Linked DNA regions of Mus musculus: region 1 is linked to region 2. The links are chromatin loops, found by intact Hi-C in ENCODE. Cell type or tissue: heart. All regions are shown on one strand. Links, peaks and the distances in the headings refer to the core of each region. The heading gives the core; the rest is flanking DNA. Region 1 overlaps Dnah17 (dynein, axonemal, heavy chain 17). Region 2 overlaps Cant1 (calcium activated nucleotidase 1).

Evidence for each region. Hi-C counts contacts between places; a loop is a spot of excess contacts. Peaks named below come from ENCODE experiments on the same cell type or tissue, not always from the same donor. Only the 100,000 strongest peaks of a DNase experiment are listed, where the experiment ranks them.
Region 1: a loop joins it to region 2, with 2.6 times the contacts of the local background. A loop is called at or near these places in 4 of 42 quality-filtered maps.

The regions. Positions count from the first base shown.
Region 1 is chr11:118,078,991-118,086,990 of GRCm38, forward strand. Dnah17 (dynein, axonemal, heavy chain 17) reads right to left here. Exons shown (of 81, transcript NM_001167746.1): 36 at 7,923-8,000; 37 at 7,078-7,182; 38 at 3,835-3,992; 39 at 3,311-3,449; 40 at 2,894-3,121; 41 at 2,484-2,621; 42 at 1,723-1,855; 43 at 564-691. Among named protein-coding and RNA genes, the nearest start is that of Dnah17, 46 kb to the right of the region's middle. In heart, for the core only: a CTCF peak has its summit at 4,980 (motif pointing right); no DNase peak of the experiment used is centred there; H3K27ac peaks cover 1,338 bases; H3K27me3 peaks cover 1,333 bases.
Region 2 is chr11:118,399,343-118,416,056 of GRCm38, forward strand. Cant1 (calcium activated nucleotidase 1) reads right to left here. Exons shown (of 5, transcript NM_001025617.2): 3 at 11,511-12,169; 4 at 9,339-9,542; 5 at 6,947-8,752. The coding sequence starts at 12,147. The coding sequence ends at 8,382. It overlaps Lgals3bp (lectin, galactoside-binding, soluble, 3 binding protein), which reads right to left and starts at 2,617. Exons shown (of 6, transcript NM_011150.3): 1 at 2,444-2,617; 2 at 386-459. The coding sequence starts at 437. In heart, for the core only: a CTCF peak has its summit at 8,137; DNase peaks (open chromatin) are centred at 4,879, 5,359, 8,369, 9,199 and 2 weaker places; H3K27ac peaks cover 2,223 bases.

The DNA of each region.
Region 1 (8,000 bases), core at 1-8,000, 320 kb before region 2:
CGCCCTCCCCAGTGCTGGGAAGAGTCATCTTCTTAAGCTGCTTCTAGGAGGCCATTTGTGCCTTGTCAAGTGTCATTTCTATGCTGTCAGCCTTCACTATCCACCCAGCCCAGGGCCTCCCCGTGAGTTCCAGTCCTCACGAGGGACACTGACCCAGGCCCTGTACTTCCCGAATGTTGCCTCTACTCTCGGGTGGCAGCTTTGAAGTCAGTCCTCTGGGACAGCAGCACTCACAGGCAGGACAGGCCTCCCCTCAGCCCAGCGCCCTGCTCAGTTGTTGTATGGAAGTGTTTCACCAGCATGACCGTGGGTGAGCTGGAGACTGAACCTCGAGCTTTACTCTTGCCCACGCAGAAGCAGAAGCCCAGGCAGGTTCGGGAGAGCGTCTATTGTGGCAGGTGCTGTCTGCGGTCCCTGACTTTCTGTGTGGGGCTCTTGACAGACTCCCGGCCACCTTGCCCACTCTGCACCCCCCACTGTGTGTGTGCACTGCCCATGACCTGTAAAGCTCTCTCATACTGTGGTGGTGGCGGGGCTTGGCTGTGAATCCAGGGGTTTTGTACCTTGTTGTCGTCCATGACTGTGTTAAGGGACTCAATCCACATGGGATCTATGTCCCCGTCCAGGACAATCCACTTGGGACCCTCGTGCGTGAGGTTGGCCAGGTCCCGCATGATGGTTGAGAACAGGCCTGGAGGGAGACAGGCTGGTGACACTCACGGCCCCATCTGAGGGGTCTACATAACAGGCCAGGCACTCTGTGGCCGTCACTCTGTCATGCCTAGGTGGGCCTGACCTTAGGCCCACTCAGTTTCTCAGAGGTAGCAAGTCCCGCCCTTAAAGGGACATCGGGGGGGTGGGGGGCTTCTTGCCCTTCCTCAGTACCTGTGCTAGCCTCTGCTCTTGCCTCCTCCTGACCCCTCAGCCCCACCCCTTTCCCACCACTGAACGCCCCGCCCCTTCAGAGGCTCTTCAAGGTTCAGCAGCCTCCTGTGGAGGGTCACAGGGCCATGCTTGACACCCCGCTCACTCGCTCACACGCACACACCCCACGCTTTCTCCCTGTACCGAGCACGGAAAAGTGGGAGGGGGGAAAGCTTTGACCAAAGCCCCATCACCCTCTCGGAGCTTGTCCTCCCACGAGGGGAGAGACACGATGCGATACCCGTGTAGAAATGTGTATACAGGAGGTGGGTGGGAAAAGCACAAAGAGAAAGAAAGAGGGGCCGGGGTGCCACCTCCCTCAGGGAGCAGGGGAGCGGGGCCTGCTCTTTGCTTCCAGTCAGGAGGTGCTTACATGGTCGACACCCCAGCCCCCTCTTTCCCTGGCCCAGTTCTCAGTTTTCTCATGAGGCAAACCCAATGGAGCCTCAACCAGAAGAAGCCTCTATCCCCGAACCGGTGGACAGGGGCCCGCCCTTCACTCCCTGTGGAGTGCTCTACAGGAGGCTGTCAGTGTAGCAGGGCTCAGCTTCGGGGTCCCTTCTTGAGGTGAGAGGGGCCTCTACTTGGGCTTCTGGGTCAGCCTCAGCTCCCTCTTCCTGCCTGGTGGTACAGGTGTTCTGCGCTCTGAGTGCACCAGCAAGGGCTCCATCAGCCCTTTTGCAGTGATCAGGACCAGACCAGAACCCGCACAGGTCTCAGGGAGCCTGCTCAGGGACGTGGCGGGGTCTCAGAGCCCCACTGCAGGTAACGCTCCACACCCCACCGCACCGCACCAACCATCTTTCCACTCCCTGGTCGCCGGGTTGATAATGCCAAACAGCTCATCACAGGTGACAGCCTTCGGGTCCAGGTCCACCGCCACGGGCTTCCTCTTCAGGTTCTGGTAGGTCTTGTTGAGGGATTTGAGGACCTGCGGGTGAGGAGCATCCACTGGCTCAATGTCCTGTATGGGGACGGTCTGCACGGGGCAGCCCTCTGTGCAGCTCTGGACGGTTTTCACTCAGAGAGACTGATTTTAAGGACACCTGAGGATATTTTGTGTGTGTGTGTGTGTGTACATGTGTGCACAAATTTCTTTTTAAGACGCCATGCACAGTTTCCCTTGTGACTTGCCATTTTCTTAGACACTGTCCTGCAGCCCAGCTGACTTAGAACTTTCTATGTAGGTCAGGCTGGCCTTGAACTCACAGATCACAGAGATCCACCTGCTTCTGCCTCCTGAGCGCCAGAATTAAGGTGTGCACCACCACACCCAGTTTCTCTATCCCCTAGTTCTTGTGTTTTAGGGAATGGGTTTCATAAGAGGGTAAGGATCCTGCCTGAGGGCGTTCAGACAGACACTTGGCTGGCTTCCTATTGCTAGCACTGGTGATGTTGGCTGCTACCCCCAGGTGTTCACCATGGCTCCAGGCCTTGCTGGGGAACAGGAGTGTGTGAGTGGCAGGCCTCCGGGAGGCAGGTGATGTGTGCGTGCGTGCGTGCGTGTGTGTGTGTGTGTGTGTGTGTGTGTGTGTTACCGACTAGTGCTGGTGACGTGCCTGCGATTTGCCGCTGCCCGCGTTCCCAATGACGAAGACCGAGTGTCGGACTTGAAGCAGCTCTTCCAGCTGGACGACTTTCAGCACAAAGCTGTCTTCTGCCTGAAGCTTGAGCTCCACGATGCTCTGTTTGATGATCTGGGAGACACAGTAGTGGCAGGGTTAAGAGGGCACGGGAAGGCAACCTTTTCTGTGGCTGAGCTGCCAAGCTGTGCCCCTAATCTCACCCAGAACTCACACGGCCCTGGAACCCCGACTCCAGATCTCTGTGGCCATCAGTTCTGAAGCCTGGGGCTGGCTGGGGAGCAGGAAGCAACTTTCTTCCCCCCTGCCCCCGATTCTTGCAGCACTCAAGGGCAAGTTTCTCAGGATGGATACGGAGGTGTACGTCGGGGAGGGGAGAGAATTACCTTCTCAAAATTCAGGTCTCGCTTCCGGGGCACGTCCAGAGCTGGGAAGAGGTCGCCGATCAGCCCCATGAACACGGGCAGGTCATCAGTCACGATCTTGGGGATGTTGAAGTCTCTCAGGGCCCTCATGAGCACCTGGTCCTCTGCCCGGGTGGGGTCTCCCCTCTTCAAGGAGCCGGCTACCACCAGCACAGACTTGATGGCCCGAAGGCCCCAGTCATAATGGTCCTGCGGGGAGTGGGAACTCGGATGTGAACTTGTCGTCTGACTGTGGTCATCTGGCACTGTCAGGCTCAGAGTTCATCTCGGGGCTAGGGAGGGGCAGAGACATAAGTATGGATCACCACCCCCCGCCCCCCCCCCGCCCCCAGCCGAGGTTGGACCAAGAGCCCTAGGGGCTGGGAGAACACACCACACCTGCTTAGAGAGCAGCTCTTTGCACAGGGTGTAGAGGGTGATGAACTTCCGGGCCAGGAGGCGAGCATCCAGGAAGCCCTCGGCCACAAGCATGATCTCACAAATCAACTCGAAGTCAGGGACCACCATGGCACAGGGCCTGAGAGGTGACCGAGCAGCTGTCTCTCCCGCTTTCACCTCCCTGGCTCCTCATCAGCCAGCCGCCCCTCTTCCCCTGGGCCACGTGTCCCTGCCAGTCAACCTTCAGGGTACATGAAGCCGGGTTCCAGCCTCCCCCATCCATCCACACACCCAGCTCAGGAAGCTCCAGGCCCCACGCCTGCTCCGACTCCTCTGAGACTCCTTAAGCAGAATAGCCAGTGTCTCGGCTGTGGACCGCGCCCCCCTCCCCCACTTGGGGAGCCCCAGGACCTGCCTGCTGTCCTGTTACCCCTACTCCATCTTGGGAGCTGCTAGCCTTGGGGTCTTCCACCTCCTCCACTAACTCCTCAGCCTGGGACACTGCCGGATCCCTCCTCTGTCACCTGAATAGGGCCTTCAAGTTCTCCGGCAGCTCCGTGCGCCCTGCGTAGCCAGGATTCATGGTGATAAAGATGCCCACGGTGGGGACAAGGCTTATTATCTCTCCCAGGAAGTTAAACTTCTTTTTCTTGGCCCGAATTGCATCTTGGACACACTTTACCTAGACAGTTGGTACACACACACACATTAAAATGTAACCATTTGTGTGTGCAAATGTGTGCACATATGTGTGGGTATGAACATATGCGAAATCCAGACAGCAACAGTGTCTTCCTCTATTGCTCTACACTTTTTTGAGACAGGGTCTCTCGTTGAATTCGGAACTCACCAACTGACTGGCTGGTCAGAGCGCCCCAGGGATCCTTCTGTCTCCCCCTCCACGGTGCTGGAATTACACATCTGGCATCTGGCTTTGTGTTTTGAAACAGGCCCTCACTATGTAGTCCTGGCTGGTCTTGAGTTCACAGAGACTCATCTGCCCCTGCCTTCTGAGTTCTGGGATTAAAGACCTGGCAGCATCTGGCTCCCCCCCCCTTAAGGAAAAGATTTATGTGTGTGCTTGTGTCTGTATGCCCGTGTGTTTGGCTGCCTGATGAGGCCACAGAGGCTGCGGAATCCCCTGGAGCTGGGAGCCACCTGGCATGGGTGTCAGGAAGCAAACTCAGGTCCTCAGAAAGAAACTGGTGCCCTTAACCCCAAAGCCATCTCTCCAGTGCCCACATCTGGCTTTTTATTTGGGTTTTAGGAGCTGAGCTCAGGCCGGTGGGTTTGTGTGGTAAGCATTTTATTGGCTGGGTTGTCGGCCCACCCCCAAGCCCCCGCGCCAGTTACAGAGTGTGGTGGCTGTGAATTAGCAGTGGCCTTCACTCTGTCATTGCCCTTGACTTCTGCCCTCCACCGCTGTGATCTTGTTGTTCGTGGTGTTATACAGCCGACCTCAGCTGGGCTTTTGTCTCAGGAGTGTCCTCTGGCCGTGACCCTGGCTAAATTCTGTCAACTCTCTGACAAGAACCCATAAGAGTCCTATTAGTAGCCACTCTGCATCCAAGAGTCTCTGGGGCCATCTCCTGCTTACCAGGACGGAGAAATCTGGTCTCTGCTTGGGATTTTAGAGGAACCAAAGGAAGGTAGCGGCAAACTGTAAGATCACCACTGGGGGGCGCTCCAGGCTCGTGACTGAAATCTCTCAGCCATGGGATTTTTTTTTTCCCCCTAGCCCAAATCTTGCTCGCCTGGACTTGGTAGGTGACTCTGGGTGATGCTGGGTTTTCCGCCCAGTCTCTAGCCCACAGGGCTCACACCTGGGCAGGACTAGAGGGCAAGAATTTGGGAGCATCTCCTGCTGCTAGGACCTTCCTAGCATTTTGGTCCCTGTTCTTTTGTGTCCACAAATATTCAGATCATCAAACAGGTGCCGTGGAACATCCTAGGGTTCGTCCCATGACTTGGGAGTGAATACTGAGTCAGAGAGTCAGAGGTGTGTGACTGACCCTGGGAGGATAGGGTGGAGGCGTGGCTATCACCTTGGCAAACTCAGTTGGCCCTTCTCAGATTGGGGAGTGGGAGGGGGGCTGATGAGAGCTCTAGAGGTGAGGTTTCCCCAGCCTGTGGGTCCTCTCACCCCTGTATCTCCTCACCACCTGGGTGTTCAGGAGCCCTGCCCTCACCCCCACCCCTACTGGTTTTTCCTACTGAAATTCTAGCAAGAGTAGCAGCTGTTTCTGCTACAATGTTGCTTCCGCTACAATGTACTGACTTAGCTCTGGGTGAACAGGTCGGTAAGGGACAGCAGATTGAGAACTGGTCACCTCAACCTTTCTTAGACTCTCTTTGGTGGTCACTTCTATGCTAGGAACATCACTGCGCACTAGTGCTTAGGTGTGTGTACCCAGCACCCTTCCTGTGTAGCCTTGGAACTCTTGCTAACACTCCCCTGACCCGTACCATCTTCCTTTCCCCATTATCCATCATTCCTTTTTTTTACTGTCTGGGTTTGGGGCAAGCGGCTAGGCCTGGTTCGTGAGGACCTCCAAAGTCGGGCCTTGGCCTAGGGCTCTGCAGGTGGGGTCTCAAGCTGATCTGAGATTGGAGGCCAGCCTTGGAGGACCTCAGAGCCCGTTGTCTATCCAGTCTGTCGGGCACCAGGACTGCTGGGGCTCCTGTTTGAAACACAGAGCCCTGCGGGTGAGTTTAAAAGCTTGGGGTGTTGACATGGCCCCCACCCTGTACCCCCTTTGCCTTGGATTCCCCATTGCTGTTCTGTGCCGGGTTAGGGAATTCCCTGGACACACAACCACTCCTTCCCCATCCGCTCTGGCTGGTTAGTTTATACTGAGATACTGCCGTGTTCTTCAAAGCCCAGAGTGCTTCATTCTCTTCTGTCAAGTTCACCTGACTGGCCTGAGGCCACCTCTGCACAGAGCTCCAGCTTGGGGAAGGGTTTCTCCCTACATGGATTATCTAGTGAACGCCAACCGATGCATGGAGATATTGTAACTTAGTTCTTGAAGCCCACAGCTGAGTTCCAGCCGGTTGCAGGCAGCCAACTGTTCAAACCATGTTCAGATAAGGCAGAGCAGCTGTGATCAATCCAGCTGTCTGTATTCTGCACTTCCTTTCCTTGAGACTATAAATACAGCCTGCTGGGGGGTGGGTGGGGGTGGGTGTGGGTGTGGGGGTGTGGGGGTGTGGGTGTGTGGGTGTGGGTGTGGGTGTGTGTGTGTGTGGGTGGCAGGCAGAGGGAGGGTCGTTGGACATTCTGTACCATTTTGGTCTAGTTTGCTGCCAAACAGTACAATCTCAAAGCCAACTAAGGGTTATCAAATATTCTCTCTCTCCCCTTCTCTGTCTTACAAAACAAAGTCTTAATCTATAGTCCTGACTAACCTAGAGGTTGTTCTATAGACCAGGCTGGCCTTGAACTTGTGGCAATCCTCCTGGGTTCATATCACAAAGTGGCAGGAGTTATAGGCATGAGCTACCACACCCAAAGTAGCTCTCTACGTTAGCATCCCCAGGCCGAATCAGTTATACCTCCCTGTATGGGACCCTTACTGTCCCCTCTGTGTGTAAGGGCCCCTGGGAGCCAGGGCAGGGCATCTGAGGCCTCACTGTGTCACCTCCCTGCCCAGTGCTTGGCTGTTGGGGTGGTCAGACAGGAGGGTCTCTGGTGACTGAGATGCCAGGAAAACTGGGCACAACTCCGGGTCCCCCACTGACCCAGAGACTAAGCAGAAGGGCCCTACCTGTACAGCAATCACAGACAAGACCTCCACCGAGATCCGGTTAAACTCATCAAAGCAACCCCAGGCTCCCGTCTGTGCCAGGCCCTTGTAGATGTTTCCACAGGACTACAAAGGGAAAGTCAGATCAGAGAGAGGGAGTGGCCCCCAGAGGCCTGCAGGAAGCAGGTGTCTGGAGACAGCGCCCTTGTACACCTGACCCGCAGGGTCCCAGCGTTTTTTCTAAGCGAACATCAAGTTAAGAAATCCCCCAATCCCTACCCCTGTCTTCTCATTTTATGCACATGGAGGAAGGGATCCTCTGAGGTGGGCTGGGGCTCCAGGAAGATCTTTTCGTGTGACTATGCCATTTTGTCCCCTGCAGGGTCAGCAACACACCCATGGAGTTCACACAGAAGTCCTTCTAGGATCAATAGACTTCACTTTTCTAGGGCCCCTGAGGGGGACACGCTGGTATGACCTTCAGTCAGCAGGGGTCTTGGCCACTGTCCTCAGTCTCAGGATGGGACCACTAGGCTGTGGGGCTCGTCCAACGGGAGGGCGCCCCAACTCCTCCCTTTTATGCTGGGACTGTTACTGTCAGAGTCCCTCCCCTCCTGTTTAGTCCTCTGAGAAGACATGACCCTGCAGCTGATGGACCTGTCCTTGTCCCCTTCAGAGTTCACCCGGTGGCCACTACTTTCACCCTAACCCCACACTGAACGCCAATCAGGTACTCCTACCTGTGTGTGTGTCTCTATTCATAGGGGACAGTCATGGAACTGCCGGGACCTCTACCTCCACAAGTGCTAGTGGGTACTCTGGGTGTACATGCTCTTGGGTGGGGACCCGCAGCCCTGGCCACATACCTTGTAGTCCATCTGCTCTGAGCAGTTGAAGACATACACCATGGTGCCCAGGGCTCTGCCCAGGTCCTTGGTTGTCTC
Region 2 (16,714 bases), core at 4,197-12,196:
CGGTCCAGGATGGACAAGGCTCTCAGACCCACAGTGCAGTGTGTGAACTGCCCCCCCCCCCCAGGGACTCTCTGCCACCCTAACCTGTGCCCTGAGACACCCCCCCACACACACTCCAGGACAGCACGGGCTGTGCTCTCCCTCCTTGGCCCACTGATGAGATGAGAAAAAATTTCTTGGCCTCTTCTTCAATACCTGCATTTCACTTGGGTGCGGGGGAGCACCAGGGGCCATACGCCACCACCATTTAGAATGACAGAGGAGCCACATGGGAGAGAATCCTGAGACATGGCTCCTTGCAGGTTGCCATGCAGCTTTTCTGCAAGGCAGAGGGGGACAACCCACAGAACAAGGCGTTTGGGACCTTTCGTGGGGCAGGACTCACCTTGAGTCCCTGGAACCAGCAAGAACACAGAGAGGAGCCACAGGAGAGCCATTGCCTGGCCTAGAAGCCCAACCCTGCAGCAGAAAGAACAACAAAGTTAGACTGGCAACAGCTCTCCAAAGGAGACTGGCAGTTCCATGGCTCCCTGTCCTATTTGTAGAGGATGGGATGGTGTTGTGGGTGGTACTCTTGTGTAAGGCCCAGATGGCTATGTGATGGCTCTCATGCAGGCCTCTCTCACATGCTCTGCAGGACAACCTTCAGGTCAGCAAGAGTCCCCAGATGAGGCAAGTGGCTTGAGGGCTCCTGGCAACGAGAACCCAGGAAGCAAACAAGAGCTCTTTATCTTTAGCTGGCCTTATCTGTAAGTAGTAGCTAGCTGCCTTTGGGGTGTGCAGGGGACAAGATTTGCCAGTCTGTGAGGACATTGTAGATGAGGTTGGAACTCTCAAGGGGAAGTGACAGAGGCAGTGTAGAAGGGTCTGGGACTTCATGATGTGACCTGGGGATGTGGGTCAGGGTCAACCACCACGGTGCTGACACACAGGACTCAATACTTAGACTCTTGCCTGTATGTAGGATGTGCCCCACCCAGGCATTGTCCCTCAGGCCCTGCAAGGAGCGGGGCAACCCACAGAACAAAATGCAGCAGCCTCAATGGACTCTGGACTCGTTCTAGGCCCAGCAGGCAGCTTGGGACTGGTAGTGGATGGTGCTACAGAGCTCTGTCTCCTGGGCAGGAACTGGAAGCCACAAATTGTTACTCCGACCAGGGGCCCAGAGACAAGCAGTAGAGATATTTCAGGTCCAGTAGAAGCACCAGGATTGGCCCCTCCCCAGCCCTCTCCCACCGACCAACCCCCACCCCAGACATTCTGCACCAGAGCAGCACGAGCAAGCCCTCAGGGGGCCAGGGCACTTGTAGCCATCTTGGCAGGGGTGAAGAGATCCTAGGATAGGCTTTGGCTATCCGACTGCGGAAGCAACAGCAGAACTGGAACTCCCCGGGAGTCTCACGCTGAAAGGAGAAGGCTGTTGCCTGGTGATAGCCAGAGAGGAAGCCTGTCTCCAGGAAATAACAGCTCACTCTGGGATTTACAGCCCAGGCAAGCCAGTTAGCTATGTATACCTCTATGTAAACCTCATGTTAATATCCCCTAATAGACTCTGGGCCATTAATGGGGGAGGCCACTGGATTCCTCTTAGTGTGGCCACATTAAATAAATCTCCTTTTTCGGCTTTTCACTGTTATGTTTTTAATTGGACCATGGAGGATGGGTGGCTGAGTCTGGCTATCAGGGGAGCTTTCTGGGCATAAGCTCTGACCGTTGAGTCCTATAACACACTGATGGGTGGGACTTGGCCCTTAGTTCTGTGCACCCCACCCCCACCCCCCAACTGGTTCCCACCAGACTTCTGCATCTAGTCAAGCACAGACCCAGAACAATATACAACTCACAAAGTTCCCACATCCCTAATGAGAGCCGAAGCTAGAGAGCCAACTGACTCCAGATGACACAGCCAGTGAGCACAGGTTAGGGTCTGCCCAGGGGTGGCCTCCTTCTACCACAAGGACCCTGGTGGAGGTGGAGGGAGCCAGAGAGTCCCACATCCGTGTGGCAAGGCATTACCCCAGTTTTATCCCAAGAAGGCCTGGGCTCTGGGAAACCTGAGTCCCAGGCAAACTGCACTGGGTGCCCACTCCCTGCATTTACTATAAACTGTGGTCGTAGGTTTGTCCATGCTGGGTCAGGCGCTCTAGGCCTTGGGAACATTGCAGTGTATGTGGATGTTGCTGTCCACTGGATGACAGAGGCTGTTTCTGCCCTACTCCTTTGTGTGGGAAGATGGGACAAGCCTGCCTATGCTGGCTCATTCAGTACCACTGAGTAGGTAGGTTTAGTCCTGGGAGAGAATCTACAGACCCAGGAGGGGGCCGGGGATAAACTCTAACCCACTCACCCCTTCAGCTGTTCATTCAGTGGACATCCTGCCCAACTGTATTGGCTCCTGTGCTCTGGCCTGCCAGAAATCATGCTGTGTAGAGTGGAGACTCACCTGGGAGCAAGAGAGGGACTCAACTGTCCCTCAGGCAGCGAGGCAGTGGCTGAAGGCAGTCCTGGAGCCTCCTTCCTGGCTGCAACTGGAAGCCTTCTGTAGACTGTTCAGCAGAGAAAAGCTCCACCATGTGGCTTTCCTCAGCCTCGTCCCAGGAAATGCTTTGTAAACCTCACCTAGTTTCGATTTTCAGAAAACACATGACAGAGGCTGCTTCTGGGGTTGGCTGTCAGCAAGGCTAATAGCCTTCTGCTTGCTGCTCTGTGGGGCAGAGGGCAGGCACCCAAGCGCCCTGTGCTGAGCTGATATACTGAGCTGATGAAACAAATATAAGTCCAGGCTAGCCAGGCAGGCACCCTGTGGGGCAGCTTGGGGGATGGTTGGAGCAAATACATCTCCAGGCTGGCCAGGCAGGCATCCTGGCGAAGGAGAGTGGAAAGATACAGAAAGAGGGCCTAGGAGCAGCAGCTCGGGTCAGACCGTGTCTGTGAATGTGGATGTGGGCTGGACTATCCTTTCCTGGACCTGGGAATGCTGGCTGCCCTTAGCTTATGCACAAACCTACCATGCGCAGAGCGAAGGTATGTGGGCCACAGAGTGGTCCTGAGAGACAAGAATAGCGATATAAAGGCTAAAAGCAGAAAGCAGGGCTGGGGGCTAGAGTGGCTTGGTGGTTAAGAGCACCACCTGCTCTTATGGGAGGCCTGAGTTCAACTCCCAGCACCCATGTTGGTTGGCTCAGAATAGCCTGTAACTGGCTTCAGGGGCTCAGACTCTGTAGGCACCCACACCCAAGTGTGCTCATGCATGCACACATATAATTTTAAAAATTAAATCTTAAAAGGTTTCTACAATACCTTTTTTTTTAAAGTAGGGCTAATTGGGCATGGTGGAACACACCTTTAGCTGGAAGGCAGAGGCAGGTGGATCTTTGTGAGTTAGAAACTAGTCTGGTTTACATAGTGAGTCCTAGGTTAGTCAGGGCTACACAGAGAAAGCCTGCCTCAAAGGAAAAAAACAAAAACAGAAACAAAACCGAAACAAAATCCTAAAACAACAACAACAACAACAAAACTACCACCACCAAAACTGCTTCAGCGGGTAAAGGGACTTGCAGTAACCAATCCTGATGCTATGAATTTGACCCCTGGGACTCACTGTAAGAGAAAACTGACTCCTGTACGCTGTCTTGATCTACACAAGTGTACCGTGGCATGTATGTACATGCATGTAGACACACACAGTAAATAAATGTAAAAATATATATATATAATTCAAAGAGGCCTAGGGAGATGGCTCAGTAGTTATGAACACGTGCTGCTCTTGCAAAGGACCCAGGTTCCATTTGAAACACCCACATGGCTGTTCACAGTCACCCATAATGCCATTTCTAAAGGATATAATGCCCTCTCCTGATTTCCATGGTCACCAGGCACACACGTGGTACACATACATGCATGCAGACAAAAGTTCCAAACATGTAAGATACACTAAAATTACAAAGGCAAATTTCCCCAGACTTATGATGTTTAGACAGTGGCCTAATTCCCAGCAGCTCCCTGCAGCTCCCCTGGCACCAGCACTGTAAGGTTTCCTACCTCAAGACACCCAACTGTCCTCTTGAACACTATTCAAAAGGTCTGACACAAATGGCCCAGGAGGCAAAGCCAGGTGACTCAGAATTGGTATAAAATCACCCTGTTCCTTTTCAGGTGTATGGTTCAGGAATTCACCGGCTGGGTTTCTGTCCTTGGTGTCTACTTTTTTTTTTTTTTTTTACACCAGTTCTGGTCTGGCAAATCCTTTTATCCTGTGCCTTGAGTTCTTTGTCCTAGGTATGACAACAGAGAGGAAGGCTCCAAGGCCCTGGAGACCAAACCCAGGCAATAGCTGGTAAGCAGATACACTGGCTCCCATACACGCCTGACTTGGTAATGCAATCTCCCAACGGCCACAGTGACCGACTCTCTAGGATTCAGACCAGGCTCTGCCTGGCTTATACCTATTCCCCTTTCTCCACAAGAAACCCAGGTCTTGGTTTCTACTTGGGGAGTCCTCAGTCAGTGCAGCTCAACCTGGGCTGGCCATGAGAATTACCTGTGAAGACACCAATGCCCACATCAGCCTGTGGGAGGAGGGGCACTGGTATTTGAAAGCCCAAGGGAGTTCTGGGGTACAGTTCCTTTGGGATCAGCAAAAAGCTTGGAGCCCCAGAGCTCAGGGTTGGACACTCAAGGACTGCTTCCCTTGGACATGAAGTTTCCATTGGCTAAGGGGTCATGCAGTCCTAGGAAACCCTTGCTGAGAGCTACAGGCAGGGCTAGGACTGACTCTGCAGACATGCCCAAGCTTGTTGAACTGTGGCTTCTGTCACCGTTGGCTGAGAATGTGAAAGGGGGGATGGAGGTGTCCCCTGGAGACAAGAGCTGGGAGAAGAGTCAGTACCTGGACTGGCCGGTGGCTCCAGGAAACAGCAAGTCTCTGGTGCCTCCATCCTGGGTCAGCCCCTTTGTCAACCAGGGCCTGGGATCTGGCTTCCACTGGAGGACAGGAAGCCAGGTCACAGAGACAGGGCTATCACAGGGTGTGTAGTACACAGCAGGCCCATTGTCTATGGTTCTTATCATTCTTAATGCTGAGACCCTTTAATACAATTCTTCATGTGGTGGTGACTCTGGACCATAAAATTATTTCATTGCTACTTTTTAGCTATAATTCTGCTACTGTTATGAAGTACAATGCAAAAGTATCTGATCTGTAACCTCAAAGGATTAGAAACTGAGAACCACTGTTCTATGTCTACTCCAAAGCCAACAGATGGGTGGTTAATGGGCCCAGACATTGTGACACAGGGGGACTTCCCAAGAGGTCAGGCCCAGGGAACATTCAGATCCCTCGAGCTGCTCGGTGATGCATGTGACACATCTGAGACTTCTGAGGGGATGAAGGCGGGTGACCCTGCTTCCACTTCAGTCACACAGGACATGCATGACAGCCTGGCCATCCTGGTCCCCCCCCCCAAACTGCGCTTATCTTTAACCACAGGGGTCTGAGGGTCACAAGACCTCTTCAGGGTAATGTCCTGAAGATGTCAGGGCCACAGTGACCTATAGCAGACGCCAAGTCCCATCCTACCACTGTGTGCTCAGCAAGTCACAGACCCTCAGTGCCAAGGCAGTTGTTAACTGCAAAGACCCCAGTAGAATAGCAGCATTGGAAAGAAGTGTCCAGCTTGGTGGTAGCCACGCCTTTAATCACAGTACTTGGGAACCAAAAGCACACAGATCTCTGTGGTTTTGAGGCCAGCCTGGTCTACAGAGTGAGTCCTAAGACAGCCAGGGCTACACAGGGAAACCTTGTCTCAAAAAACCTAAATGAACGAGTAAGTGTCTAACCCTGGAAGGCATGGGGCTCCCCTCCCGTCACCTCATCTCTTCTGCTCTGCACCTGTGGCTTCCTATGCCCAGCCTTGGAAACCAGGCCCAGTCTCCATTTCTCTGGCCACAGAAGACATCCCCCACTGCAACCCTGAACAGCGGCTTTGGGATGACCTATCTTCTACATAGAAAATGGAGGACAGGGAAGACAGAGAGAGACGCCTGCATTCCTCCCCTTGCCTACAGACAACTAAGGTCTCAAACTGGAATTTTCCCAGGGATTCTCACACCTGAGAAGGGAGCTTGTGCCAGCCAGAGGAGACATTCGTCTCCTGGAAGGATTCCACATGGTCTGACTTGTCAGGCTACCTGCCCAACCCAGGAGTCAGGACCAGGCACAGTGCTGGGTCAGTGATGGGCAGACCCCAAAGGTGGGCGTGGGAGTCACTGTACCTCTATGTGTACACACACACACACGCGCGTGTGTGTGTGTGTGTGTGTGTGTATGTGCGTGCATGTGGTATATGTATGTATGTATGTATGTATGTATGTATGTATGTATGCGTGTGCACGCATGCACGTGTTAAGAGCACAGATGCCACAGGGATCATGTGAAGGTTAAGAGACCAGCTTCTGGGTCATCAGTTCCCTCCTTCACCATGGGTTCTGAGGATCACTCTGTCTGTCAGGCTTGTGTGGCAGGCACTGTTCACACTGAGCCTCCTTGTTAGCCCAGTCTGGACCTTTTCCTTGTCCCACTGCCTGATGTGGCCACAAATCTTTCTCTACTCATCACTATTCCTTGTCGTGGCCTGTGGAGGTTGGGATTCCAAGCCTGGCCTATTGTGTCTGCTGTAGTTCAGGATCCAGCACTTCGGGCTCTGTCCTGACTCTAGTAATTGCCAGAGTGGGAAAATGGAGTAGGACAGAGCCTGAAGGGCTGGAGCCAGTCTCTCCGTACAGCTCTTCCCATCAGACCCAAGCCTGGGAAGCCTAGACGGGGCTTCACTTCCTGGGCCTCATTTGGAGAGGTGAGGGGCCATTTCATGACCCCAAGGCTTGCATCCCACCTCTTTAGACTTCCTGGGGCAGAGCCCTTGGCAACAGCCAACATAGACAAGAGAACCACATTCCCCTGACACTTTATTGTTTATAAAACAATGGAAAGACACAATCATTGCTCAGGGAAAGGAAGGTATGTGGAAGGCTCCTCAGCGAGGGGCCCAGGTCTCTCTCAACCTCTCTCATTTCATCTTTCAGCTCAGAATCACACAACCGAACACAGTTGACACACATCAAGGAGGTTTGGCTGAGCTCCCAGCACAACAGTACACGAAGACCTCAGCACCACAAGTCAGCAGCAGCCTGCTGTACTGAGGGTAGTCAGGCCCCAGTGGCAGTGGCTTCCTGTGGAAGGGGTTTGTGACGGTCATCAGGGCCCTGTGCCTACAGCAGTACCGGTGTCCTGTTCTAAGGGTGCCGGAGGCAGGTGAGGTGCTGCTGCCTGCAGAATGACCTCTGAGCCTGACTCTGCTGCCTTGGCTCTTTTGAACATGGACAGAACAGGACAGCAGAAAACAGTGAGGCCTCCCTAGAGAGAAGGCTGCTAAACACCCACCAGGAGCCAATGAGGGCAGGTCTCCAGTCAGGTGCAGCCCCTCCCTCAACCACTGCTGAGGGGTGAAAGCATGGCAGCCCTTGGAAGTTGCAGAGGCCAGGGATGCTGAGACTCTTTCTGTAAAAGCTCACGTCGCCACTGTGGGTGTGGGGACAAGTCCCTCGCTCCTGGAAGTGCATGTGGGAACTCCACTGTCACTGTGTGATGAAGTCTGGTGACTCTGTTATTCAGGAAAAGAAACTGCTCTAGTAAAAATAAGTTAATAATTTGGACTTTAAAAGGCTGTACAGCACAAAAATCCTCCTGAGGGGAGAAATGAAGTTATCAACAGCTCGCAAGCAATCCTGTGCTAGAGAGGCTCCAGAGTGTGGGCAGGTGCCTCCCAAGGGGTGGCCCTCACCCTGCCATGTAAACATTCACTTTCCAGGGGTCTGCAGCATATGGAATGCCAGAGTCACATGGGAGAAAGAGGGCCCCCCCCCCCCCCCCCCAGTGCCTGGCTGGCAGGCCTACCTCAGACTATTGTGTGCTCCCAGGGTTAAGCTAGGGTTTAACACGGGGCTGCTTCAAAGACACATACTGGACAGAGAAGTGGTGGAAAGGCCAGAGACCAGGGAAAGGCATGGCTGGATTCTGAAGGCCAGAGGCTCAGAAGATAGCTGCAGCAGTGATCAATCCCTACCACCAAGTGGCAGTGCAGAGTGAGCGCGGGTGGGCGGAGCACCTGGGGTTCCTTGTATAGGACCCCTTGCTCCCAGTCTCCGAGCAGTACACCCATATGGGCCGGGGCTCAGCTCCCTATAATGAAATTCTCTAGCCAGGAACACAGCTCTTAGTTAAAAAAAGAAAAAAAGCAAACGAGTGGAGGCGCTCCCGGTTTTTATGAGTCCTGGTGTAACACAGCCGCTGGCCCTCGCCCCTCTGGGCGTGCGAGCTTACTCATCTAGATGAACTCTATTCCTTCGTACTTCACAGTGCCGATCTTGGTCTCTGGAAGCAGGAAGCGGCCGTCCAGCGTGAAGGCCATGACATAGGTGGCGATTCTGCCATTGTCCTCTTCCGACTTGAGAGCCACGATGATCTGGTCATCCGTGTTGGGGATGAATTTGAAGGATGAGAAGCCGTGGGTGGGGATCAGAGTCCCCACTTGCCTCACAGAGATGTCCCTGAAGTCCTGGGCTGCGCTCAGCAGGAGGTTGCTGCCCTTGCGTTCATCGTCCTTCTCGCTGTAGCGTTCGTGGCTAGCCCGACGAGGCAGGAAGAACCAGCGCTGCAGTGTGTCGCTCCAGCAGGCGGACTCGTGAATGAGGTAGCCTGAGGTAGCAGTACAGACCCGCAGTCAGCACACGCCCTGCTGACCGGCACAGCCTTCCTCTCAAGGGCCTTGCCACCCGAGGCTACACTTTGGGGGCTTCACTCCATCTTCCCTCTAACCTCAAGCTCTGCACCTACTCTCCACGACCTGGGACAACCATGCAGCCACTACAGCCCAGCCAGAAAGCTACACTGAGTCTGCAGAGCATCCCTCACTGGCTGCCCTATGTCCCTGCAGGGCCCGCAGCCTTCACCAGCAGTGTTTGAGGCCGAGGGAAGCACCAGCTCACCATTGCAGCATGGGAGAGCTCTCTGGGTCTGGCTCCCTGCTGCCCTTTGTCTCACACCTCAGCTTCATTCAAAGGTCACACTCCTCAGAGCCCAGGGGATGGCAGCTCAGGCCTACTTATCTTGTGTTTATGAGGGCCCCAAGCTAGGCAGGCTTTTTGTGGATGAGGGGTCACCTGTTAGGGCTAGCAAGGGACAGAGACAAATGGCTCACTGGATACGGTGAATCAGCATCTTCAGCAAAGCTGAGCAAGCTGTGAGAGCATGATACTGGGGCACGTAGAGAGAATCGTCTTACCTGGTGGTCGGATCCCGGCGGCTGCTCTCAGGGCGTTGTAGCTGGACACCCAGTTCTCGTGGTCCACACTGCCCCTGTGGCCTACCACCTTCACCCACTCAGGGTTCTCGTTCATCACCTCCCCTGTCGTGGTGGTCCACTCCTTGCCCAGGCCGCCCACATACAGGTGTTCGTCCTTCACAGCAAGCCATTCAGCTTTGAAACCTGGGGCAACAGGAGGCAAGTCTGAGACCCTGGGCCTACTTCCCACACCCTGCCAATCTCCTGCCTGTGTTGCTGTCAGCTGTGTTCAGAAGTTACCACCCTTGAGCTTCACTGGAGGCTGAGACAGGAAGCCCTGTGCTGGGTCCTGGAGTCCATGTCCTCCTTTTCCTTACCCCTTCTCTTCCAAGAGCCCTGTCACGTGTGACCACTGTAGAGCCACACTAGACGGTTCCCAGACCTCCCGTGCTACTTCTCCAGCCAGCCTTCAGCTTCCGAGGACTGGCAGCCCCATCCCACTTCTTGTGACGCCAGCAGCCCCAGGAGCTGCGTGTGCTACAGGTGGTCAAGCAGGCTGTGTGCAGCCATTGTCTGCCACCAAGGGCCACAGCTTACACCTAACCACAGGGCTACCCATTTCCTGCCTCTCACTGGCCAGGGTTTTAGACTATCATCATGTGAGGAAGAAGAATGACAGGGTCTTCAGGACAAGGCAGTGATCATTTCCACCCTTGTCTTTACGTCAGAGCATCTACTCCAAAGCTGCCTTCAACTAATTGACCTTATACAAGCCTCCTGATACAGGCTGGCAATGAAGCCTACATAGTTTCAATACATTCTCCTTCCTAACATTTCCAAACATGCTATCTCCAACGTCCCTGCAAGCTCCTTAGCCCCTAGGAAGCTCTGGCTGCAGGAGGATGGCAGCTTCTGACACCCTAGAGTGGCTCTAAGGGCCTGGTTTGGTTCCTGGTAGCCCCAGAGACCTCTCAAGTCCCCTGAGCTGCCTCCATGAGCAGCTGCCCCATCGGCTAGTCTTTTGACCTTTCTGGATAAACAGCCACAGCTCAGCCTTAGCATCCTTAGCATCCGATTACTTGCATTCTTCCTACTCAAGGGGAAGAACTGCCCCACACAACAGAAGTTTACAATGCTGCCGGTTATGGTTGCGGGCAGGAAATGGGTGAGCAACAGAACCGCTGTACCTAAGTGGAGACTGCCACTCCCCAGAGCCCAACCTTGGACAAACACAAAAGACTTTTATCACCCAGGCAGGGCTGGGCAGACAGTACAGGGGGTGATTGCTGTGGCCCTCCTTCCACTGCAGGAAGTCTGTAGTGGTCTTCAGCTTGCTGTGAGGCACAGATTAGAGCTGCCAAAGGCTCAGATAGCTCTGTCCCCCCATCCTGAGTCCTACCTGCTACACATGAAGCTAATATCAGATTCTGTTCCCAGGAGTCATTGCTGCTCAGCATACAGACCCTTGTACTGGGTGGGCTCAGAGCAAGGCTGAGTAGCAGCAGTTGACCTGTGGTCCCAATAAACTGAGATTAGAGCCTGGGACGGCAGTAAATCACTGGGTATCCAGCCCTGAAGGTGAGCCACCTGCTGGGGATCATACTGTGTGATCCTAAGACACCTCTGAAGACATGACAAGGACCAGGGTCCCAGAAGGGGTGAGGGTGGCAATGGACATAGCCTTGGCTCATTCTGAAAAGGGCTTCCCATTCAGCAGCAGGTTCCCAGTGCTCAGCTCAGAGTTCTAGAAACAGCTTCATGTAAGCCCCCTAAGGCTCTGCTGTGGGCCGAGCTGAATCAAGGGTCACCTGGGTATGCAGGGTCTTTGACAGGCACTTGGGTCACTGTCTGAGCTAGATCTTGAGTGTCACTTTCACTTTGATGGGATTCATTATCGCCATGGAAACAAACTTCTAGGCATGCAGGTGAGGGAGTTTCTGTATTGTGTTAACAAGGGCAGGAAGGCCCGCCCTGACATAGGTGGCCCCACGGCATGGGCTCATCTCTCTTCCTGTGGACGCCTCCCACACCTGCTGCTGTGACTCCCCACCGACCATGATGGGCCACACCCGCAGACTGTGCCAAAGGAAACCCTTGTTCCCTTAGGCCACTTTTGCCAGACGCCAAAGTGGCAGCTGAGAAGAGCTCGGCCCACGGCAGGGGCTCACTTACCCTTCTCCACAGTTCCATCGCCATCAGAAAGGATCACCCAGGGCACTGCTTTGGTGCCTTCGATCTGGTAGATGACCCCTGTGCGGTCATCCACGGAGTAGAGTTTCCCATTGAAGACAATCAGGTCTGAGAGCTCCATGCCCCGCCCCTTTTCTGCCAGGTGGGACTCTAGGACCCCGTGGTCTTTATCCCACTCCACGCTGACCCTGTCCCCGCTGTCCGACAGGGTCAGGTAGCCTTTCTTAAGGTAGCTAAACCAAGTGTTTTCTTCCTGGGCCCTGGACCCCGTGTCCAAGTCAGCAATGACTGCGATTCGGTACCGAATCCCACCTGGAGTCCTCTGTGGGGGGGAGAGGGGGTAGGTGTCGTTGTAATGAGAGATGCGCTGCTGGCTGAGCCTCCAATTGTGCGCATTGTGGGTGGGGGGCCTGCCTGGCACTGGGCCCTGATGGTGGGAGTACAGCAGCCAGAGGAGGGCAGCACCCACAAAGGACGTGAGGATCACCCGCCAGCGGGGGCGGAAGCGAGGGTCCGTGGCCTTGGTCATGGATGCCAGCACAGGAAGGCCCCCTACACTGATCCGGAGGGAGTGCATAGGCTCATTCCATTCCCGCTGGTCAAAGGGCTGGATGGGCATCAGACTGCACTCTGGACAGGACCTAAGTCAGGAAAAGGAGAGCAGTGAGTGGGCTGTGGAAGACATTACTTCTCCAGTCCTGGGTTACACAAGGTCTCTCAAGCAAGACAGCTCCTCCTGGCAGTGCAGTCCTGGCTGAACCTGACCCCAGCAGGTAGTCAGATGAAGCATTAGTGAGGTGGCTGCCCGCTGGGAGACTCACCTCACTTCCCCAGCCACCCCATGCCCAGGTCTCCCAGCACTCACTGCTGCCCAGCCCCAGCACCTCAGTGCCTCTCACGCTGCAGCCTGGGGCCACTGAGTCTTTACTTCCTGGGCAGGCTCTGCACTGTTTCAATACAAAGCAAACTCAAGGTAGTGCGGGCGAATACACTGCTGCTGGTTTTGATGCAGTCCGTGGCACTTTTCTATTAACACAAGCAGGTACAGGAACTGAGTCTTGCATGTTGCTCACTTTACGAACTTGGTGCATGGTTTTGGCTCCAGGCCCAAGCTGGGCTCTACACTATGGCACAGCTACAGGTCCAGAGCACTGGAGGAAGCTGGGAATTCTACCTCCACAACCCTCACTGCATGCCCTGCCTCTCCTACCATACCTCAAAAGCCCAGTGCCACAAAGCCTCCAAGCCAGTGCTGGCTGTAGTGAAGGTGTCTAGCTCCAGCGTGGCCAGGGCTGCTCTCAGCCCCTCCATCCTTTATCTGGATGCAGCACGGCATTTCCCTTATGGGTTGCAAGCATACCAGCCACAGCCACTGTCACTGCCTCAACAGATCCGAGAACAGCACCTCAGGGGACTTGATGGGTACATGCTGCCAGGCAGCACCTGGAAAGGGCTTGGGGTTCCAGTAGCTTTAGATTGTGGGGTGCCCATGAACTCCAACTACAAGGTTCGGGTGTCTGGGAGCTACAGAGGTGCTCTGTGCCCATGCCGTAGGTCACCGGTCCTGGCCGCGCTCAGGTTTTAGTGCCCAGGGTCAGGTCCAAGGAGAACAGTGGGTGCAGAGCCTGCTGCTCACAGCAGAGGCAGGAGGAGAAGGCTCTGAGCACTTTGGGGCTCCTGTGCTAAGACCAGTTGGCAAGGTAGCCATTTTTTAGCAATGGCTGCAGAACTGGTCACCCCAAAGTGTCCCCAGCCCATGCTGGTGGGACCTCCTTGGGAGGAGGCTCTGCCTCACACACTCCTCTCTATGGCTATGGCATCAGAGGCTGGACCCAGGATTGTAGTGCTGTATCCTCATCCCGGACATGGTGCTGAGCCCTGCCAAGAGTCAAATACTGCCACGCTCCAATTCCAACTTGCACCTTAGACACTATTTCAAAATATAAGTCTGAGTTCTCCAACCTCAAGGTGACTATCCCAATCCTCCTCAGGAATAGCTGAGGCTACCACAAACATTGCCAGCAAGTCAGAATCCCCATGGAAACCAGGAACAAAAGTCACAGTTTGGGTGTAAATGTTATACTTCAAACTGTCACACAGTGCCAAGAAGTGGCCTCAATCCTTTCCTTCCTGTAGTGGTCCCTCATCTGCAGGAGCGCCGCTCACCCAAACATGCCAGCAGTCCCCAGTTCCTCTACAGCTATTCTTCCGAGAGCCCTTTGCCGCCACCCCAGCCTGCACTACTTGCTATGTAACCATCCACGGCTCAATGGTCCTCCCTCTTAGTCTTCACTTCCAGAGCAAGCCTCACACCATTCCACTGGCCCAGACACCTGCCCCTCTCTGCATGGCTGCTTCACTCACACCCAAGGAGTCCTGGGAGACTCCCCCATCTGCTCTCCTTCTGTTGGGAGCCTCACCAAGTCAGGGCTTCCTGCTCCAGCTCTGGCACGCAGCTCAGAGCTAGGAGCCAAGAGACAATCAGCATGCACCAGCTGAGGGGCTGACTGATCAACACCATGGTGAGGTTCCTTTAGTCATCTGAAAGGGCACAGCTCTAGATCAAGGCCCTGAGGAACTAGCCACTCAGCTGCCCAACATGAGCCACAGGCCCAAAACACATGACTGTTGTGTAGAGTGGTAAACACCATGACACGCCATTGTCCTTAGTCTCTAGAACCCTCAAACTTGTCCCTGATCAATAACTCTGCATTCCTGTGAGCCACAGCCTATATCCCCACATCTTTGTTCAGGAAGAGCTCTATGGGCTACCCCAATGGGCTGACACTGGTGTCCCAGCCCCTCCCTTGGTTTGCAGGCATCCTGTTCACCTGGCTGGCTCATGTGTGCTCCTGGACTGCCCTCTCAGGGACACTGAGCACTCAGCTTGTTTTGTGAACAGAAGATCTGGGAGTCCATGCAGGAGCAGTCTCCTGCCCCGCTCCAGCGCCCTGCCGACCACCTCAAGAATATCACATTCCCGCCCTTTCCTCCTCCTTCTTACAGCCCTATGCCCAGGTCTGCATACCTGGGCTATCTGTGCCTCTCCAAACACTGTCCTAGAGACAGGGAGATGTCTCTGCTGGCCCAGGGGCTAGCAAGTCCCACGTTCTTTATTCTAGGTATCTCTGTAGCCTAGGCACCTCCCCTAGGCAGGCCAATTGGTATCAAATCAGCTTCTTGGCAGAACTCTCTACACTAAGGGCTGCCCAGCCCCGAGGACCAACCTAGGGGCATCTGCACTCTTCTTTCCCCTTACCTAGGCATCAGTTCAGCTTGGTCCCATTCCCCCAGCCATGTTTCTGTCTCACTTGGACTTCAGACCTCTAGAGTCCAAGCTGTGGTTCTGCCACTTAGCAGTCACGAGCTGTCACACAATGACTTCCCTTACAAGGGTCTCACTCAGCATCCTTCCCAGACCTGCTGACAATAAAGCCAGATGCGGAGGAGGGGTCTGCCTGTCTGCCCTTCTCACCTACAAGCTCTCCTTACCAGTCACAGCCTGCAGAGCACCTCACTTTGTTTTTCAGCCCAGCCTCCCACAAACCATGACTTCAGACGAGAACAGCTCTGCAGTGCAGAGTCCATGTGCCCAGACCCCGGCACGTGTGCTCCCTCCACCTGGATGCACATGTCCTCTGACCACACAGAGCCATCTGGAACCTCCTGAAAGTGCATGACAACTATTGCTTCACTGTGCAGTCTCCCTCTGGCCATGTGTCCTCACCCAGTAAGTCTTCCCTCCTGGGGGAGGCTGCTACTGTCCCCTGTCCAGGAGTCTTCCAGGCCAGCGCAGACTTTGAAGGAGCAATTGAAGGCCTCAGAGAAGAGGCTAACCAGTGCAATGGACGGCTAACCAGTGCAATGGACGGTGTCTGTTTTCATTCTCAAGACAGTCTAGTCTTGAACTCAAGACAATCCTCCTGCTTCAGCCTCCTGAGTGCTGAGCTCTCACATGTGTTTTCTACAAAAGGCTGGGAGGAGCAAGTGAAAGAGAAGGTGAATGACCACACAAGCAGAGGCTGAGTGTTGATATGACCCCAAGCCAAGGAAAGCCGCGTAGCTGGGAGGACAAAGACTGAGTTCTCCCCAGAGCCTTTAGGAACAGCTCTGGGACATCCTAACTTTGGCCCTGTGGCAAGACAATGGAACCAAGAATTCTGAGTCTGTGACTCTCTAGACCTGTGCATGAGGATGTGGGCCACCTCAGGCTACAGTATATGCCATTTTCTATACCCTATCCCTGGCCTTCCTCTTTTCTTTGCTAGGAAAAGAGCACCAAGTCAGCTGCCTTTCCGCTGATGTCCTCAGACCCTGGCTGCTTTGTGGCTAAGACTTACTATGTCTTGTGGCTGTAGATGTTGCCAAGGCCACAAGACAGGAGCCTTGTGGTAGCGAGGGGCAAATGGACAACAGCCCCATAGAAGGACCCTGAGGTCATTCAGGAGTCTGCATGGTTGTGACAGAAGTAGGCCCACCTGGTCTGAGCTGGGTCAGGGTCCTTCCAAGCCGGCTAAGGGTGCTGGTCCCGAGCCCGCAGACAGGCTCTCCCCCACGCCCAAGCTCAGAGGCACCCTGCAGCCGCTTTGTTCCTGAGCCAACCTTGCTCCAGTGTTACATGGCACCAGGTCCCCTTTCTTCCCCGCCCCTCTTACACAGTGGGTGTTGAAAAGCTAACTACCCTCAGGCATAAAACATCAAGGCCATACCTCACTTTCTCATGAGACACACTAATCCATCTGTCCTCACCAAAGGACATTTCTAGATGACCAGAGGAATAAGCAACACAGAGGAAGTGTTTTTCTCTGCCAGAGCTGCCGGCCTAACTGTTAGGAAGAGCATGGGCAGAGGGCACCTACCTCCATGGGCACCCTTGGGTCTGTACAGCACCCTGTGGAACTACAGCCAAGATGACCTGTCTCTCTGCTTCCTTCACGAGTGGCCTGTGTGACAGGTGGAGGCTCAAACAGGTTCAAGGCGGCTGGCTCCTCCCCTCCAGGATCAAGGAAGGGCAGTGCCCAGTGCTACTCTCTTGCCACCACGCCTCACTCCTGCAGAAAGGGCTCCCTACTCCATCCACACCAGCGTGGACAGGCCTCAGATGTCTACTCTGTTCTATTTGAAGCTTGCTTCCTTACCACACGGTACAGCAGAGCCCATGGCCAGCACCGACTGCTGGGGAAGAA